Regions from separate parts of the Homo sapiens genome. Here region 1 is linked to region 2. A link is an interaction called in ENCODE POLR2A ChIA-PET data of the cell type or tissue named here. Cell type or tissue: CD4-positive, alpha-beta T cell. All regions are shown on one strand. Each heading gives the region's core, and the rest is flanking DNA. Links, peaks and the distances in the headings are about the cores only. Region 1 overlaps RBBP8 (RB binding protein 8, endonuclease). Region 2 overlaps RIOK3 (RIO kinase 3).

Evidence for each region. ChIA-PET counts read pairs that join two places held together with the same protein. Peaks named below come from ENCODE experiments on the same cell type or tissue, not always from the same donor. Only the 100,000 strongest peaks of a DNase experiment are listed, where the experiment ranks them.
Region 1: POLR2A ChIA-PET joins it to region 2 with 5 read pairs; 4 of 35 experiments call an interaction of 5 or more read pairs at or near these places.

The regions. Positions count from the first base shown.
Region 1 is chr18:22,995,912-23,006,038 of GRCh38, forward strand. RBBP8 (RB binding protein 8, endonuclease) reads left to right here. Exons shown (of 19, transcript NM_002894.3): 13 at 463-551; 14 at 1,709-1,823; 15 at 5,675-5,818. It also overlaps the pseudogene RN7SL745P. Among named protein-coding and RNA genes, the nearest start is that of RBBP8-AS1, 67 kb to the left of the region's middle. In CD4-positive, alpha-beta T cell, for the core only: no CTCF peak of the experiment used is centred there; no DNase peak of the experiment used is centred there.
Region 2 is chr18:23,482,690-23,492,441 of GRCh38, forward strand. It overlaps RIOK3 (RIO kinase 3), which reads left to right. Exons shown (of 13, transcript NM_003831.5): 13 at 1-451. Among named protein-coding and RNA genes, the nearest start is that of RMC1, 16 kb to the right of the region's middle. RefSeq lists an enhancer at 5,554-5,723. In CD4-positive, alpha-beta T cell, for the core only: no CTCF peak of the experiment used is centred there; a DNase peak (open chromatin) is centred at 5,742; H3K4me3 peaks cover 657 bases; H3K27ac peaks cover 730 bases.

The sequences.
Region 1 (10,127 bases), core at 3,195-7,194, 490 kb before region 2:
GGAATTGTTGGGCCATATGCCAATTCTACATTTTACCTTTTGAAAGACTGCCTGTTTTCCAAAGCAGCTACACCATTTCACATTCCCACCAGCAGTATGTGAGGGTCCCAGTATCTCCACCTCCTCACTAGCACTTGTTATAGCTTTTTGATTTTTGCCATCTCGTGGTTTTGGTTTGCATTTCCTTGACTGCTGATGATGTTGAGCATCCTTTCATGTTTATTGGCAATTTGTATATCTTCTTTGGAGAACTGTCTATTTAGATCCTTTGCCCATCTTTAATTGGGATATTTGTCTTTTTATTATGGAGCTGTGAGAGTTCTTTATATATCTTAGATATAAGTCCTTTACCAGACATATGATTTGCAAAAATTTTCTATTCTTTAGGTCCCATAATATTTTAAAGTGATGAGAATTTTTGAAATCAGTTTTTTAATTGCATGCTCTTTCCCTTTACCTAAGATGTATCCTTTGAAAATATCCAGTGGAGTATAGATCCGGGAGCAGACCTTTCTCAGTATAAAATGGATGTTACTGTAATAGATACAAAGGTAAGTTAAAAAGTAAAACCAAAACTCATTTGACTTTTATTCCAATGAGTTGTTAGTCAACCTCCTCTCGTGACTCACTGTATCACCTTAAGATAATCAGATACGTCTTAAAACCTACATGTATTTATGCAGAAAATTAAGAAATAAAAATGCTTATTCTTCTAACTTTATGGTATTTTTTAAAGGGTAATACTTTCTGACTTTAAAGGCCTTTACTGAAAAATATTAATATAGTTTTTAAAAGAATGCAGTGGGCAGGCGCAGTGGCTCATGCCTGTAATCCCAACACTCTGGGAGGTCGAAGAGAGAGAATCACTTGAAGCCAGGAATTCGAGACCAGCCTGGGCAATATAGCAAGGCCCTGTCTCTATAGGAAATTTTAAAGTTAGCTGGGCATGGCAGTGCATACCTGTAGTCCTAGCTACTTGGGAGGCTGAGGTTGGGAGGATACCTTGAACCCAGGAATTCGAGGCTGCAGTGAGGTATGATCACACCACTGCACATCCAGCCTAGGCAACCAGAGCAAGACCCTGTCTCATAAATTAAAATAATGCAAAATGCTGCATATCTTATATAATTTTATCATTCATTAAAATAATTCATCATGTCTTCATTACCTTTAAAATAATGTACCATAAAATTCATTTTCCAAGTTGACTATTTTTAAAAGTTAAAATTCATAGTGGAAATAGTTTTTTGTCTTGTATTTAGCTTCTGTGTAGTTTCAGAAGTTCTCTTTCACTTGGTAGCATATTAATAACAAAGTATTTAACATACGCTGAGTAATATATGCCTATCAAGAAATTTAATTTAATTTTTGAAAGTGTTCTTAGTGTACATTGATGTTCATTACTATAAGGCAAATTGGAAAATAAAGGCAGGAAAAGTTCAGGGGTGTTTAGTGGTAAATAATTCTCCCTTTCCTTGGCAGCAGTCCTTCTTTTCCTAGGCTTGATTATATTGAAGCTAAAATGTTTTATAAGCAGTAAAACCTAAATCCTTACCTGTTCGTAAAGTATAAAAGCAAATATAGCTTAATGCTTAAAAGTTGTAAAATGTATGTTATGTATATTTTACCAAAATGTTTTGTAAAAATTAAATATAAGACCATAAAGGAATAATTGTTAAAATTTTTGATTTTTAAAATATTTATTTAGGATGGCAGTCAGTCAAAATTAGGAGGAGAGACAGTGGACATGGACTGTACATTGGTTAGTGAAACCGTTCTCTTAAAAATGAAGAAGCAAGAGCAGAAGGGAGAAAAAAGTTCAAGTAAGATCTGTTTTTGTTTTGTTATTTTTTTTAATAACGTTGTGTGAAGTTTGTAGTTGTACCATTGCACTGATTAGCTCAAGTGACCTCTTCACCATAAAGCAGGTTTTTTCCTGCTCTGTTAACTTTATGTTCCTCTTAGGAAAGCTCAGTTTCAGTGCGTCAGAAAAAAAGTCTTTAACCAAACTAATTTCATTTCAGAAAAGATTCATATGGCTTCCAGGGATTTGCAAATGACAGCCAGCTACCAGTTTTGTAAATAAAGTTCTACCAGAGCACAGCCTTATTCATTTCTTTATGTATTGCCCATCGCTGTTTGTTCCATACAGCTGCAGAGTTGAGTAGTTGATGCAGAGACCTTATAGCCCCACAAGCCTAAAATAGTTATTTTCTGACCCTTTAAGAAAAAGTTTGCTGATCCCTGGTGTAGACAATTTTTTATAAGTGGTATAACAGTAAGTCTTGAGTCCTGTGTTAGAATTAACGTTTTCTAAAGAAATTTGATAAGGAAAGAAAGGAGAAATCTACCGAGAAGTCTTAGTATAGTTTTACAGGTTAACATTCAGAATGATAGTGTATATGCTGAGTTAATCTGCTGTATTCCACCTCTACTGATAAGGCAATTTGGCCAAATTAGTGGTCTACAGCCCTTTGTAGTGAGAAACTATTAATTCTTTACCCAAAGTCTTGATTTTCCGGAAGAGATGAGAACAATAGGAGGATTTTGGTTAGCAGTACCTTAGCAACATTCCTAACTGTAGAGGCACATGACATGAGAACAGCTAGACTATGAACAGTTGTCATTTATCATCCTTATGTATTGAAGAGCGAGGGCCTGCCACATGGGGAAGCAGTGCTAAAAGCAGAGACATTCCCCAGTGATCATTTGTTAGAAGCCGAATACATTGAGGCTGGGTGTGCATTCCTTATCTTCTGCTGAATTTTCTATAGTCTACCTGCTCAGAGCAAAAAATAAAATAGTCTTGCCCTGGCTTCTTTTGAATCTACTTATCTACTGCTGCCTTAAATGCAGTAAATCAAAGAAAACTTTAGTAGTCTTTGCCTTATTTGTTCTTCAATGACAAATAGCAAACCATATGATGAAGCAGATGGTTACCTGGGTAGAGAAGCCAATACCTATTAAAAGAAAAAACCTTCACAGTAGTTTATTGCCATTTTATGGCTTGTATGACACTAAATAACTCTTCTTAAGAGGATACTTTGCTTTTAAGATTATTTTGTTCCTGATACTAGCCTCTGATCATGTTTTTCTCATTTTTGTAGAAAAGAGAAAATCTAAAGTATGACCACTTTAAATCTATTCAGAAGACAATAGTTTCTCAAATTTATTTGATGCAAGTATCATGTGAAAGAGAAATTAGCACTTGGACTAATGAGGGGAAATTATAGAGATAATTTTGGCTAATAAAGTGCTATGGATAGTATTGCTACATAATGAATGAATCACTTGAATAACTCAGAGGATTCAAACAATACCATTTTCTTATCTTCATAGTTCCTGTGGCTCAGGAATTCAGGAAAGGCTTGGCTGGTCAGTTCTGTTTCAGGGTCTCATGCAGTTGTAGGCAGATGGTGGCTGGAACTGAAACAGCAGAGGGCTGGGCAGCTGGAGAGTGAATTGGCATCTCCTCATTTACTCTCAGGGCTTATTCACTTAGGCTCATTTGAGCTTCCTCTTCACATGGAGGATAAGTTCCCAGAGTTGGCACCCCAACAGAACAAAGCAGAAGCAGGTGACATTTTTATGACCTCAGAGGTAACATAGTGTCACAAAGATCTGCACAGGCATAAAGCGAAATGAACAGGCCCTCAGTGACACTCAGTGGGAGGAGTGTTGACATCATGTTGTAAGAACCGCACATGGAATAGGAGACATTAGTGAGGTTATATTAAAAAAAAAAAAAATTACCCCATAAGGTAAAACTTTTCCAGCACTTAGAATTGGTTTAAAATGAAATATACCAATAAAAATTCCATATTACTGCCAGTATTTCAATTCAGAAAATTTTCATGCACCTACTCTGTTAGATTTTCTAGGTGCTGTGACAGAAAGATCAACAAGGATATACTCTCTGTCTTCAGGTATTTCGCAATCACAAATCAAACAAAAATAAATCATCAATTTAACATTTTGCTTTACAAACAGCATACACAGAATGTTCCGAGGATGCCTAGCACAATGCCTGGTGCATAGAAGTTGTATTTTATTTACATATTTGACCTTCAGCATGCAGAATAAATGTTTAATTATCAATAAATATCAAGCAAAAATTTTGTAGTAGGAAGTATTTTAGGAACTAGAGATAATGAATAAACAGAACAAAAGTACTTACCTTATGGAACGTACATTCTAATGAGAGAAATAAGCAATTGTATATATAATAGATGATGGTAAGTCCAGGAGAAAGGTAAAGCAAGGTAAGAGTGAGAGAGTGCTGTGCGTTGGGAGAGGTGGTACTTATATAGAATAATCTTAGGCCTCTTTTCTGTCATATTTGTTAGCCAACTGGATTTAAACTCTAGTGTTTTTTAAATGTGATTATATAATGGGAAATGTGGTTAGATCTGTGAAGATGAATTTTTCATTTTCCGTGTCAAATATGGCATTGAATTCCTAATTTCTAGTAATACTAAACTACCAGATGCTAATGAAGATGAAAGAAAATACTTTTTTGCTACTTCATTACAAAAAGTAAGCATGAAAGGTCGAGCACAGTGACTCGCACCTGTAATCCCAGTATTTTGGGAGGCCTAGGTGGGCGGATCACTTGAGGTCAGGAGTTTGAGACCAGCCTGGCCAACACGGTGAAACCCCATCTCTACTAAAAATACAAACATTAGCCGGGTATGGTGGCGCACACCTCTAATTCCAGCTACTTGGGAGGCTGAAGCAGAAGGATTGCTTGAACCCAGGAGGCGAGGTTGCAGTGAGCCAATATCGCCTCACTGCACTCCAGCCCGGGTGACAGAGCAAGACTCCGTCTCAAAAAAAAAAAAAAAGCATGAGTAAAGAACATTTAAAGCCATAACATAAAGCCTTTGTAAATGTACAGTAACTACCCAGAGTTGGGAGTTTATTCTTACCTCATACACAGATTACAAGAATTAAACCTCATTATAAGAATCATGATTTAAGAAGTGTCTTTAAACACTTCATTACATACGTTACAGTTTGCTACTCACTGAGAGTAACTGAATTAACACTCAGCCTTACAGCTTGCAACTAATATTCTTAGAATCATGTTAGCATGTGTCCACAAACACTTCACTACATGCATTACATCTGTTCACCAAAAGAACACTCTTCACAGCTAGGCCTGCAGCCCTCATCATAATAATCATGCCTTTAAACACTTTATTACATACATTATAGTTTGTTACTCACTTATATTCACTGAATTTAACACTCTTAACAAGACAGCTTGCAAGTAACATTCTTAGAACTATCTTTTACATACGTGTCTACAAGCCTTTCACTACCTATATTACATCTATTCACTGAAAGAATACTCTGCAAAGTAAGGCCTGTAATCCACATTTTTTTAAAACATTTTTTAAACTATCAAATTTTTATTTTAGGTTTGTGGGTACATAAGAAGGTTTGTAACATAGATAAACACGTGTCATGGGAATTTGTTGCACATATTATTACATTACACAGTTACTAAGCTCAGTACCCAATATATAATCCATATTTTAACAACCGTATTTTAAGAAGTGTCTTTAAGGACTGCATTCTGTTATTGTGTGGTAGTTACTACAGTTTCATGATGGTCTACATATTAAGCAAAAGCTTGCTTATTGCCCTAAGCCAGTGCTCTTTTACATAGATGAAGAAAGAAAAATGAATGATAGCTTGGAAGATATGTTTGATCGGACAACACATGAAGAGTATGAATCCTGTTTGGCAGACAGTTTCTCCCAAGCAGCAGATGAAGAGGAGGAATTGTCTACTGCCACAAAGAAACTACACAGTAAGATTTTTTTCTGTTTAATTATGGCTTCTCAGTTGCAGAATTCAGTAAGTTAAGTTATCAAGCTAATTAACAAAGGCTTGATGACATATCAACAATTGAAGTTTCATATTTCTTGTATAAATTTTTTCAGGTTTTTAAAATTTTGAGATAATTTTACACTGATAAGAGTTCCAGAAAATTTTTCAGCATTCTCCTGTACCTTTGACCCAACCTCTCCTTATGTTAATGTGTTATATAGCTATAAAATATTTATTAGAACTAAGAAACTAAGATTAGTTTGGTATTACAAATTTCTTTCTAAATACGCATAAAATTGATAAAATTTTTGAGAAATGTCTATTAATTATTAAATTAATTGTAATAGAGTAGAAGGAGAAAGTTTTGTACAACATTCAGATCCAGCCAGGCACAGTGGTTCACACCTGTAATCCCAGCACTTTGGAAGGCCAAGGCAGACAGATTGCTTGAGCTCAGGAGAGTTCAAGACCAGCCTGGGCAATGTGATAAAACCTCATTTCTACAAAAATTAGCTCGGCATGATGGCACATACCTGTAGTCCCAGCTACTTGGGGGCTGGAGCGAGAAGATCGCTTGAACACCCAGGAGGTCGTGGCTGCATCAGTGAACCGCTGACTGTACTTCAGCCTGGGCGACAGAGTGAGACCCTGTCTCAAAAAAATAATAATTAATTAATTAAATTCAAAAAAGGAAAATTCAGATCTGTTTTCTGCTGTGAATGCTTTATCTTACCAGACAAAATACCTAATGTAACTATGTGTATTAGTCTTAATATCTCTTTCATTAGAAGCAGTAACTTTATAATGTAGGATAGCAATCAGAAAAAGAATACTCTAATTGAAAATCTAAGTAGATAATCTGGATTGAAAATTGTAATTTTTGTTAAATCTCTCATTTTTCTCCTTGTTTTATTAAATTGGTCCGAATTTTTAATCTAGTGCAAAGATTGTTTTATGCTGGTTTAAATGAACATACCTTCTACTGTGGCACAATCTTGATTATGCTCATGTTTCCATCAGGTTTTTGAAACAACAGCCCTTAACTCAAAAGTGAGTGAGACCCAAACCAAAGATAGAGGACAGTAGGCTTTTGCTTGCTTAGTCCATGGCAAAAACTCCATCAAGTAAATTTTGAAATAAAAATTCACAGCTGTTCGGTATCCTTTTTCCCCCCAAGAAGGACCTTTTGCAAATAGGTTTCATTTCAAAGAAAAAGACTATTTTTCGCAAAGGTGTACTTATTCTGTTCCTTCTTTTAAGTTACATTTGACACTGACTATCCCAGAATTTCTTCTCACTTAGCTTTTCTGACGATGCTGCCTCGTTCTTTTCATTTGTCACAGCTTGTTTCCTAGAATATCCCCAAGACTCTTTCTTCCTCACAACTTTTCTCTCACAACTTTTATCAGCCTTACCTCTGAAAATGATTCCAAATCTGCATCTCTAGGTTTGATTTCTCTGATGAATCCCAGTCTTGCATTTCTGAGTACTGTGAGATACTTTTGCGTCTCTTCAGCTTAAACGTAATGTCTAAGCCAATTTCCATTTACTTCCAACCAAATAATCTTCAAACGTTTTTATTTTTCCCAGTCACCCAGGCATATAATTTAGGATTTGTTACATATTTATTTTATTTTCTCAACCCAGTTACTACCTTGTATGTGCTTTCTCACATAACCCTTAGCTGTCTACCTGCTTAATGTTTAACTCTCTGCTTGCTTAATGTCTATTTTCTTCACTGTAATGTAAACTCCATGAAGACAGGAGACCTGCTCTCTCGTTACACATTGTATGTCTGGAACTTAGCACAATGCTCAGTAAATTTTGATTCTTTGAATAGATGCTAGCGTTTAGCTATTTGAGTCTAGACATCTTAGGAGTCAAGTCCCAAGTTCTGAGCTCTAGGTTTTAATCTTTGTCACCAATTTTCTGATAAAATCTTTAATCTGTTTATTCCCTAGTTATAACTTACCTTAAAGATGCATTGTAAAAATCAACAGGATTGGTGACAATGTAAATTAGTATAGCCATTTTAGAAAATGATATGAAGATTCCTCAGAAAACTAAAAATGGCCAAGGCGGGCGGATCACGAGGTCAGGAGATCGAGACCATCCTGGCTAACACGCTGAAACCCCGTCTCCTGAAAATACAAAAAAATTAACCGGGCATGGTGGCAGGTGCCTGTAGTCCCAGCTACTCGGGAGGCTCAGGCAGGAGAATAGCGTGAACCCGGGAGGTGGAACTTGCAGTGAGCCAAGATCACGCCACTGTGCTCCAGCCTGGGCAACAGCGCAAGACCCCGTCTCAAAAAAAAAAAAAAAAAAAAAAAAAAACTAAAAATGGAACTGTCATAGATCCAGCAGTCCCACTACTGGGTGTATATCCAAAGGAAAGGAAATCAGTATGTTAAAGAGGTATCTGCACTCACGTTTATTGCAGCACTGTTCAGAATAGCCAAGATACGGAATCAGCCTAAGTGTCTACTTACAGATAAAGAAAATGATATATAGCTAGATAGGTGTATATATATATATACACACACACACACATATACATAGACACACAAAAATACTATTTAACCACTAAAAAGAACAAAATTCTGTCATTTGTGCAAACATCGATGAGCTTGGAGAACATCATATTAAGTGAAATAAGCCAGGCACAGAAAGATAAATACCACATGTTCTTATTCATATGTGGAATCTAAAAAAGTTGATCTCATAGAAGTAGAGAGTAGAATAGCAGTTACTAGAGGTGGGGAAGGCTGGGATAGCCAAAGGTGGGTTAATTGGTATAAAAATATAGCTAGCCAAGCAAGGTGGCAGGCACCCATAGTCCCAGCTACCCAAGAGGCTGAGGCAGGAGGATAGCTTGAGCCTTGGAGTTCTTGGAGTAGTGCTGTATTGGAGTTCTGAGGTATGATCCATATTAAGTTTGGCATCAATATGGTGACCTCTTAGAAGCAGGAGACCACTAAGTTGCTCAAGGAGCAGTGAACTGGCCCACTTCAAAAATGGAGCAGGTCAAAACTTGCATGCTGATCAGTAGTGGTGCGGTGCCTATGAATTGCCCCTGCCCTCCAGCCTGGGCAACATAGCAACACCTGATCTCTAAGAAAAATAAATAAGGGAGCCGGGCACAGTGGCTTACGCCTGTAATCCCAACACTTTGGGAGGCCGAGGCAGGCGGATCACAAAGTCAGGAGATCGAGACCATCCTGGCTAACACAGTGAAACCCCGTCTCTACTAAAGATACAAAACATTAGCCGGGTGTGGTGGCGTGCGCCTAGTAGTCCCAGCTACTTGGGAGGCTGAGGCAAGAGAATCTCTTGAACCTGGGAGGCAGAAGTTGCAGTGAGCCTAGATCATGCCACTGCACTCCAACCTAGGCAACAGAGCAAGACTCCATCTCAAGAAAACAAAGAAAAATAAAAAGCTAAATAGAAGGAATAAATTGTAGTGTTCAATAGCACTATATGGTGACTATAATTAACAACAATATATGTTCTCAGATAGCTAAAAGCACAGATTTTGAATGTTCCCAACACAAAGAAATGACAAATGTTTGAGGTGACAGATATGCTAATTACCCTAATTTGGTCTTTACACATTGTGTACATATATCAGAGTATCACACTGTATAAAGATGTATACTTATGTGTAAATTTTTTTTATTTTTTTGAGACGGAGTCTTGCTCTGTTGCCAGGCTGGAGTGCAGTGGCACAATCTCAGCTCACTGCAACCTCCAACTCCCTGGTTCAAGAGATTCTCCTGCCTCAGCCTCCCGAGTAGCTGGGATTACAGGCATGTGCCACCATGCCCAGCTAATTTTTGTATTTTGAGTAGAGACAGGGTTTCACCATGTTGGCCAGGCTGATCTCAAACTCCTGACCTCAGGTGATCCACCCACCTCGGCCTCCCAAAGTGCTGAGATTACAGGTGTGAGCCACCACACCCGGCCAAAATTAATATTGAAAGCTGTCTTTTGTTGTTCTTTCTTGTCAAATGATAATAGTGGGCATCTGAGTATTTCTTTTATACTCTAAAATACTTCCTGAGATAATGACTTTTAGCTGTCTAGTAATTTTGAGTTGAATGAAACAGCACCCTCCTCATTATGCAGATGCAAAAGAAAGAAAAAAGTAGTTGCAGAGGCAGGGTGCAGTGGCTCACGCCTGTAATCCCAGCACTTTGGGAGGCCGAGGCGGGCGGATCATGAGGTCAGGAGATTGAGACCATCCTGGCTAACATGGTGAAACCCTGTCTCTACTAAAAATACAAAAGATT
Region 2 (9,752 bases), core at 3,964-7,963:
GCCTCCTATTACTGAAGTCAGATTGGAACCACTAAAGATCCAAACTTTCTGTCTGGTAATAGAAAGTAAAAATCTAGACATCATTTACATTTGAGAAAGCTGTTTTTAACATTATTTTAAAATGCCAAATATGTTCTTTCTAGAAAAATATTTATTTTTGTTTTTGTTGGATAGCTTTTAATTACATTTCAGAGAGGTGTAATTTTGGGTAGATGCTCATTACATTTTTGAAAGGTTTATGATTCCAAAATAAAGATTTATATGACTGGTGATACTGGCTTTACAGAAATTTCAGAGAACTAATTTTTAAAATCTTTAGCATTTAAAACTTTTTTTGTTTTGTTTTCTGACATATTCTGACAAAGAGCAGCAAACCACTGCTGTGTGGCATTCTTGGAGTGTGCTGTGAATGTGCTTTTTAAGAAATTAAAAAGAGATCATTTTAAAATTGGTTCTTTGTGTGGTATCTTCCTGTTCCTTATATTAACTTATGTCCTGGTACCAAGTTGCTGTTTCTGTATAAAGTTAAGCAATGCTATTTTAAGTAGATTATTCCCCCTCAACTTCTCATTGTTAGATTTCAATCGCAAATGGCCTACTTCACATTACAAATAGGTTCCCCCCCTCACACCTTGTAGATTAGAGAGTAGATTTTTTTCCCATAGTAGAAAAAGAAAGTGAAAAATACTGGTTTGCTAAGTAAATAAAAAATCAAATACTGGCTGGGCGTGGTGGCTCACACCTGTAATCCCAATACGTTGGGATGCTGAGGCAGGATGATCACTTGAGCCTAGGAGTTTGAGATCTGCCTGAGCAGCATAGCAGACCTCATCTCTACAAAACATTAGGTGAGTGTGGTGGCATGCATCTCTGGTCCCAGCTACTTGGGAGGCTGAGGCAGGAGGATTCTTAGAGCTCAGGAGATCAAGCCTGCAGTGAGCTATGGTCACACGACTACACTCCAGCCTGGGTGATAGATAAAGACTTGGTCTCAAATAAATTAATAAAATGAAAATATATAAAATACGGAAATAGGGATATTTTGTCTCACATTAAGTTATCAAAATAAGGATGACTAGATAACTTTTATTTCAACAAGATAATTACCAGTTTTCTTTTCATAAAAATTAGTTTTTCTTGCTTACAAAAGTAAGTCATTTATTTGAATTTAAATATTGTAGGAATTCAGAAATGTTCAAGTAAAAGTCCCTCGGCCAGGCGCAGTGGCTCAGGCCTGTAATCCCAGCACTTTGGGAAGCCGAGGTGGGCAGGTCACCTGAGGTCAGGAGTTTGAGACCAGTCTGGCCAACATGGTGAATTCCTGTCTCTACTAAAAATACAAAAATTAGCCGGGTGTGGTGGCACATGCCTGTAATCCCAGCTACTTGGGAGGCTAAGGCAGGAGAATCACTTGAACCCAGGAGGCAGAGGAGCTGAGATGGTGCCACTGCACTCCAGCCTGGGCAACAGAGCAAGACTCTGTCTCAGAAAAAAAAGTAAAAGTCCTTCATATTCCAAAGACCATTGTTTATAGTGTGGCATACATCCCTGCAATTTTTTTCCCCTCAGCATATGGTATTTCCTTTTTTAAAAAACCTTTGAACAAAAAGCAGGATGAAGCGAGGCAGCTGATGGGGAAATGTTGAGCACGGGAGACTCTAAGGAAGATGAAGACAATAGGCCCTAAGATGTGTTAGGAGTACATTTCTTACTGCTCATTTGGGCTCCGGGCATCAGAAGAGATTGTTTTCTGCACCTTTTGAAATTCCAAGCTCTATAGGAGCAGAGAAAAGCTCATCTGATTATATTTTCAAACCTTGATCCTTAGGTTTTTGAAGACAATATTTTTCTATTGGATTTTTGTCAGGATTACATAAAAATAAGTTATCAAAGTGTGTTTTATACTTGGAGACATCAGTTTACTAATTTGAAAGCCTCTTGTTTTTATTCTTTTCCGATTTGTTTCCAGTGTAAAAATAATACAAGGTTGCATTTGGAACAGCATTACTTTTACCATCCTAAGCTTTCCAACTTTCTCCCAGACTTGGCTAGCTTTTTGAGGAGTTAAGATCAAATTCGGTAGATAAGAAAGTGGCAGATGGAGGGGTGGGGAAGGTGGGGTATTCATTACAGAATACATGAGTGAGCTACTACAGATAGCTCTATAAACTTGAGGGAAAAAAATCTGCCACAGGTCTCGGCAGCTTGGGTGGTGGGAGGAGCGGCAGCAGCTGGTGAGCCCAGCTTCCAGAAGGCTCTGGTTTCGCCATTGCCCGTAGGCACCCGGCAGGCCCCCTCCCCACCACCAACATGCCCAGGAGGAAGGTCAGCTCAGTCAAGAGGGCTGTGAAGGAAAAGCCCAGGAGGAGATGGGCACAGTTGTCCCCTAACCCTGCTCCTGCAAAAGTAGAAACGAAGCCAAAAAAGAAGGCAGCAGGAAAGGACAAACCTTCAGACCTAAAAGTGCACACAAAAGGGAAAGGGGGAGCAAAGGGAAAACAGGCTGAAGCTTGAGTCCCTGCCCACCTCCATTCCTATCTTGTCTAGCATGTTTAATTGGCAATAAGTTTTTTTGACTCTAAGTCTCTTGGCCATAGGGGTCCCACTAGGGGACATGAAGGACCCAGGGCCTGTAGCATGCCACCCCAGCATCAATATGGGCCAGAATGAAAGCTTGGCCATCAACACTGCCTCTGGGATGCGTTGACAAAAAAAGAGAAAATATAAACTAAAAAAAAAAAAAAAAAAAAAAAATTAGAAGCCCCCAACAGAATGGATCTCTCTCTTGGCCAAAGGGAATCCAAACAACAACCGAAACAGCCTGAAAACCTAGTTCAGGTCATGACAGGAAGCTGGGAGTCAGTCACGCCTCGCCATACCTTCCCCCACTTTGGAATTCAGGCACAGCTGACCAAGCAAAAGGGCTTCACACCTTTGGAAAGGAAAACCTTTTGGCCGATTCCAAAGGGAATGCGTTAAGGCTGCTCTACTTTCTGTTACCTGGTTTTACCACTTTTAGGCCCATTAATGGTGATCTTATTGTTAGTATTTGGCCCATTGGGCCGAGCATGATGGCTCACACCTGTAATCCCAGCACTTTGGGAGGCTGAGGCGGGCAGATCATGAGGTCAAGAGATTGGGACCATCCTGGCCAATATGGTGAAACCCTGTCTCTACTAAAAATACAAAAATTGGCTGGGCATGGTGGCACGCGCCTGTAGTCCCAGGTACTCAGGAGGCTGAGGCAGGAGAATTGCTTGAACCTGGGAGGCGGAGGTTGCAGTGAGCCGAGATCACACCACTGCACTCCAGCCTGGTGACAGAGTGAGACTCTGTCTCAAAAAATAAATAAAATAATAATAATAAAAATATTTGGCCCATGCGTATTCAACTTCCTTATAAAGTTTATATCTTCTAGGTTACAGCAACTCCATGTAAAGATGATGGTGATGCAAGGATTTCAGCCAATTCCTGTCTCAGCATGGGACTCTCCTGCTAATGCAGCCTGGGATCCTTAGACCAGCAGCCAGAGATTTCCAATCCTTTGGTAGGCAGGGCCAGCGCCCTTAAATCAGCAAGAAGACGACACAGATGACTGACCTCCTCCCTCATCAACCCTTAAGAATAAGGGATGGAAATCTCTGAAGGGGGAATGAGATAGGAAGATCACTGGGTGCTCGCAAGAGGATGGAAGAATCCACACAAGAGCTTAAACAAGAGCTAGGCAAAGAAACTGTGGGATAACAGAAAACCCAAAATCAGGAGGAGAAGGCTGGGTTTGGTGGCTCATGACTGTAATCCCAGCACTGTGGGAGGCTGAGGAGGGCAGATCACCTGAGGTCAGGAGTTCGAGACCAGCCTGTGCAATATGGTGAAACCCCTTCTCTACCAAAAATACAAAAAAAAAAAAAAAAAAATAGCTGGGCATGGTGGCATACGCCTATAGTCCAGCTACTCGGGAGGATCACCTGAGCCCAGGAGACAAAGGTTGCAGTGAGCCGAGATCACGCCACTGCACTCCAGCCTTGGCAACAGAGACAGGGTGACATGTCCATGACTCTTCAGTGCAAACCCAAATCAGGGAGAAAGGGGGTGGTACCTGGGGGTGTGGGACAGTGGGGGGTCCCTGAAATCCCCCCTCTTCCAAAATACCTAATGATTATTTCACCCCCTAATTAAAGAAACACCCATAAAATTAGAAACCCAAACTCCCTCTGTGTGACTCATTCTCACAAACATGCCTGCACTTCTCTCTTCAGTGCATACTATCACTTTGCAATAAAAGCTTTTTGCCTTTCCCTTCATTCTGACTTGTCCCTGAATTCTTTCTCGAAAAGGTGTCAAGAACCTGGAAACCAACTGGGGCGGGGGTCTTACCAGCATCTGCAGACCCTCCTGAAACTTCTGGAAACCATAGGGGGAAAAAAGCAGAAATCACCCACAGTACAAGACAATCACCATATACATTACTCCTGACACTTGTTATATACATATGTACATGCAAATGCAAATGTAGAAAGAAACATGCATTCAGGCCCGGCACGGTGGCTCACGCCTGTAATACCAGCACTTTGGGAGGCCGAGGCGTGTGGATCACCTGAGGTCAAAAGTTCAAGCCCAGCCTGGCCAACATGGCAAAACCCCATCTCTACTAAAAATACAAAAATTAGCTGGGCATGGTGGCAGGCACCTGTAATCCCAGCTACTTGGGAGGCTGAGGCAGGAGAATCACTTGAACCCGGGGGGTGGAGGTTGCAGTGAGCCGAGATCGCACCACTGCACTCCAGTCTGGACCACAGAGGGAAATTCCGTCTCAAAAAAAAAAAAAAGAAAGAAAAAGAAAGAAAGAAAGAAAGAAAGAAAGAAAGAAAGAAAGAAAGAAAGAAAGAAAGAAAGAAAAGAGAGAAAGAAAGATGCATTCAAACATAAAACACTTCTGAAATGAAAAAGCAGGTTCCAAAACAGTGATACGTAGTCAAGATTTGCCAGCAAATACATACTTTAGAAATAGCTCTTTGTAAATATTATTCATCCTCATTTTAAAACAAAAAGGACTTTAGAAAGTTTAAAGAACAAAGTAAAAGCCACCTGAAAACATGCCAAGTAGTGAGAGCCACTATACAAATTTGGCTACATATGCCTTCAGACATCTGTCATAGAGTCTAACAAAGACTATAAAACAAAAATTAAAGCAAACAAAACTCAGCAAAACAGAAAAGCGGAACTTAAAATAAAAATAAGAATAAAAATAAACAGAAAAGCCTATGTGTTGTTTTAGGTTTTAGAAACTGTCAGACGCACATTTTAAGCTGCTGTAAAAGGAAAACAAGCATGTCAAGTGCTTATCTTAAACACCAGGAGTTATATTGAGCTTTTTTGGTGGCTCCGGAAACACTGGCTCATAGTAAACTAAGAAAGGAGAAGAAAAACAAACTAATGAACTAAGCGCTGATTCAGTAACCCCAGCAGTGGGCAGGGCAGCCAGGTATCCATCAAGGGTAGAGCTGGCTCGAGGCTGCACTTAAGGTTTCCCCCTATTTTAGTTGACCTGTTCCTAGGTCAGAGTCCCCTCCAGGGCCCCAGGACTGCCTCTAGCAGGCTCTGTACCCCAGATTTTACTGTCCCAGTCCTGAATCTGCCTTAAAAAAAGTTTTAACAGCTTTTCAGCTTCTTAGCTTTCCTTTTCTGCTCAGTGTCTCAACCTCTCAGTCACCGCTTTCAAAGCAGCAAGTTCATTGTGGAACAAAGCGGCAGCAAATGTCAGCTTCCGGCGGGCTGAAGTGGCTCATGCCTGTAATCCCAGCACTGTGAGAGGCCGAAGCGGGTGGATCACGAGGTCAGGAGTTCAAGACCAGCCTGGCCAACATGGTGAAACGCCGTCTCTACTAAAGATACAAAAAATTAGCCAGGTGTGGTGGCAGGCGCCTGTAATCCCAGCTACTTGGGAGGCTGAGGCAGGAGAATCACTTGAATCCAGGAGGCGGTGGTTGCAGTGAGTCAAGATGGCACCATTGTACTCCAGTCTGGGCGACAGGGCAAGACTCCATCTCAAAAAAAAAAAAGTGAGCCTCCCTTCTCCAGGCTTCCCTCTCTACAGAATCACGGCTTCTCAGGTTCTAGCTGCCTTGTTCTCCAATGTCTTCACAAAAGGTAAAAGAACTGCCTTCACAATTAATGAAAACGAAGATCTTAATTAATTTGCTAATTGTTTTCTCATATTCTAATGTTTTCGGGTTCCACCTGTGCCAAAACTTGAGGATTCATGAGAAAATCTTTTATTTTGATTTTAATATTTTATTTTGATTTAGTTTATTTATTTATTATTTTTTGAGACGGAGTCTCACTCTGTCGCCCAGACTGGAGTGCAGTGGCGCAATCTTGGCTCACTGCAAGCTCCGCCTCCCGGGTTCAAGAGATTCTCCTGCCTCAGCCTCCCGAGTAGCTGGGATTACAGGCGCACGCCCCCACACCCGGCTAATTTTTGTATCTTTAGTAGAGACGGGGTTTTACCATGTTGGCCAGGATGGTCTCGATCTCTTGACCACAGGCGATCTGCCCGTTTCGGCCTCTCAAAGTGCTGGGATTACAGGCATGAGCCACCGTGCCTGGCCTTGACTTAGTTTATTAACAGTTCATATTCAGGTTTGAATTTCACAACTAACTAGTGGTCTCATGTGTTTGTCTGTGAACAGGTGTCAGTTTGGCTGAAAATAATCACGTGAGGGGTTTGCTCCCAAGCAAGGATGCCAGAATAGGGCCTAGGAATCTGAATTCTAAGAAATAGCACTGTTTTTTTCTTTCTTTTTTTTTTTTTTTGAGATGGAGTCTTGCTCTGTCACCCAGGCTGGAGTGCAATGGCTTGATCTCGGCTCACTGCAATTTCTGCCTCCTGAGTTCAAGTGATTCTCCTGCCCCAGCTTCCTGAGTAGCTGGGATTACAGGTGTGGGCCACTACACCAGGCTAATTTTTATATTTTTAGTAGAGATGGGGTTTCATATGTTGAACAGGCTGGTCTCAAACTCCTGACCTCAAGTGATCCACCCATCTTGGCTTCCCAAAGTGCTGGGTGTGAGCCACCGCACCCGGCCAGAAATAACATTTCTGATGCTCACTAAAGTCTGAGGGAGAAAAAAAAGGCATGACTAACCCTGAAATGCAATGAAAAAGAAAAAAAAAAAAGGCTGGGCGCAATGGCTCATGCCTGTAATCCCAGCACTCTGGAAGGCCGAGGCAGATGGATCACAAGGTCAGGAGATCAAGACCATCCTGGCTAACACGGTGAAACCCTGTCTCTACTAAAAATACAAAAAATTAGCTGGGCTTGGTGGCAGGCGCCTGTAGTCCCAGCTACTCTAGAGGCTGAGGCAGCAGAATGGCGTGAACCCGGGAGGTGGAGCTTGCAGTAAGCCAAGATTGCACCACTGCACTCCAGCCTGGGCGACAGAATGAGACTCCGTCTCAAAAAAAAAAAAAAAAAAAAAAAAAGCCCATTGCTTGCTTGTTGTTAACCCAATATTCATTTCTACCTTCTTCCCTACTAAAACCTCCAGTTTCTACAGGGCATGATATATTCACCTACAAACTTCATTTCCCAAACTCCCTTGCAGCTAGGGTGGCTACTAGACGCAATTTTGGCCAATAAGATGAAACAGAAGTCACTGGGTGAGAGCCTCTTAGAAAGTTCTTTTGCCCTTCACTCTTCCCCTTCTTCCTGCCTGGGGACTGTGGGCCCCGTCTGAGAAGCAAGCATCCATTTTGCAATTATGATGTGATGAGCATGAGTGGAAGTCACACTATAGGGATAGATGGGTAAGGGGAGCGAAAGGAGTGTGAATCCCTGAGGCATCATAGAACCTCAGTAACAGGCCTAGATGGATTGCCTGCAGACTTTTTATTCCTAGAGAAAAAATAAAGTCCTGTTTGGTTGTTACTGTGAGTTGGTATTTCTTGCAGTTACTTTCAGTGAATGTAATTCTAGCTGATACAATAGCTGGACAATCAAGACATGGAATAAGATGGAACCATAAAAGACCCAGAATAGCCAATGCTAGCCTAAGCAAAAAAAAAAAAACAAAACAAAACTGGGGGAATCACATTATCTGACTTCAAATTATACCACAGAGCTATAGTAACCAAAACAGCATGGTACTGGCATAAATACAGACACACAGACCAATGGAACAGAATAAGAACCCAGAAACAAATCCACACACCTCCTTTGACCTTTGTCAAAAATGAGTTCACACCAGTGAACTCATTACTAGTGAACTCATTTTTGACAAATGTGCCAAAAACATACACTGTGGAAAGGACAATCTCTTCAATAAATGGTGCTGGGAAAACTGGATATCCCTATGCAGAAGAATGAAACTATACCCCTATCTCTCACCAAATACAAAAATCAAATCAAAATGGACTAAAGACTTAAATCCAAGACCTCAAACTGTGAAACTACCACAAGAAAACATTGGGGAAAATCTCCAGGACATTAGTCTGGGTAAAAATTTCTTGAGTAATTCTCCAAAGGTAACCAAAGCAAAAATGGACAAATGGGATCACATCAAGTTAAAAAGCTTCTGCACAGCAAAGGAGACAATCAACAAAGTGAAGAGACAACCCACAGAATGCGAGAAAATACTACCCATCTGACAAGGGATTAATAACCAGAATATATAAGAAGCTCAAACAACTTCAATAGAAAAAAATCTAGTAATCTGATTTAAAAAATGGGCAAAACATTTGAACAGATATTTCTCAAAAGAAGACATACAAATAGCAAACTGGCATATGAAAACATGCTAAACATCACTGATTATTAGAGAGATGTAAATCAAAATGACAATGAGATATCATCTCACCCCAGTTAAAATGGCTTATATCCAAAAGACAGGCAATAACAAATGCTGGCAAGGAGATGGAGAAAAGGGAACTCTTTATTTTATTTATTTATTTATTTATTTATTTATTTATTTATTTATTTGAGACAGAGTTTTGCTTTTGTTGCCCAGGCTGGAGTACAATGGCATGATCTTAGCTCACTGCAACCTCCACCTCCTGGGTTCAAGTGATTCTCCTGCCTCAGCCTCCTGAGTAGCTGGGATTACAGGCATGTGCCACCATGCCCGGCTAATATTGTATTTTTAGTAGAGACGGGGTTTCTCCATGTTGGTCAGGCTAGCCTTGAACTCCCAACCTCAGGTGAGCTGCCTGCCTCAGCCTCCCAAAGTGCTGGGATTACAGGCATGAGCCACCACTCCCAGCTGAAAAGGGAACGCTTGTATGCTGTTGGTATGAATGTAAATTAGTACAACCATTATGGAGAACAGTTTGAAGATTCCTCAAAAAAACTAAAAAAAGAGGGCTATACCTGTAATCCCAGCACTTTGGGAGACTGACGTGGGAAGATTGCTTGAGCCCAGGAGTTCGAGACCAGCCTGGGCAACATAGTGAGACCCCCATCTCTCTCTCTTTTTTTTTTTTTTTTTTTAAGTAAATACAGGTGTGGTGGCTCCCACCTGTAATCCCAGCACGTTGGGAAGCCAAGGCAGGCAGATCACTTGAGGTCAGGGGTTTGAGACCAACCTGGCCAACATGGTGAAACCCTGTCTCTACTAAAAATACAAAACAAAAAAATTAACTGCGTATGGTGGCACGTGCCTATAATCCCAGCTACTTGGGAGGCAGAGGCAGGAGAATCACTTGAACCCAGGAGGTGGAGATTGCAGTGAGCCAAGATTGCACCACTGCACTC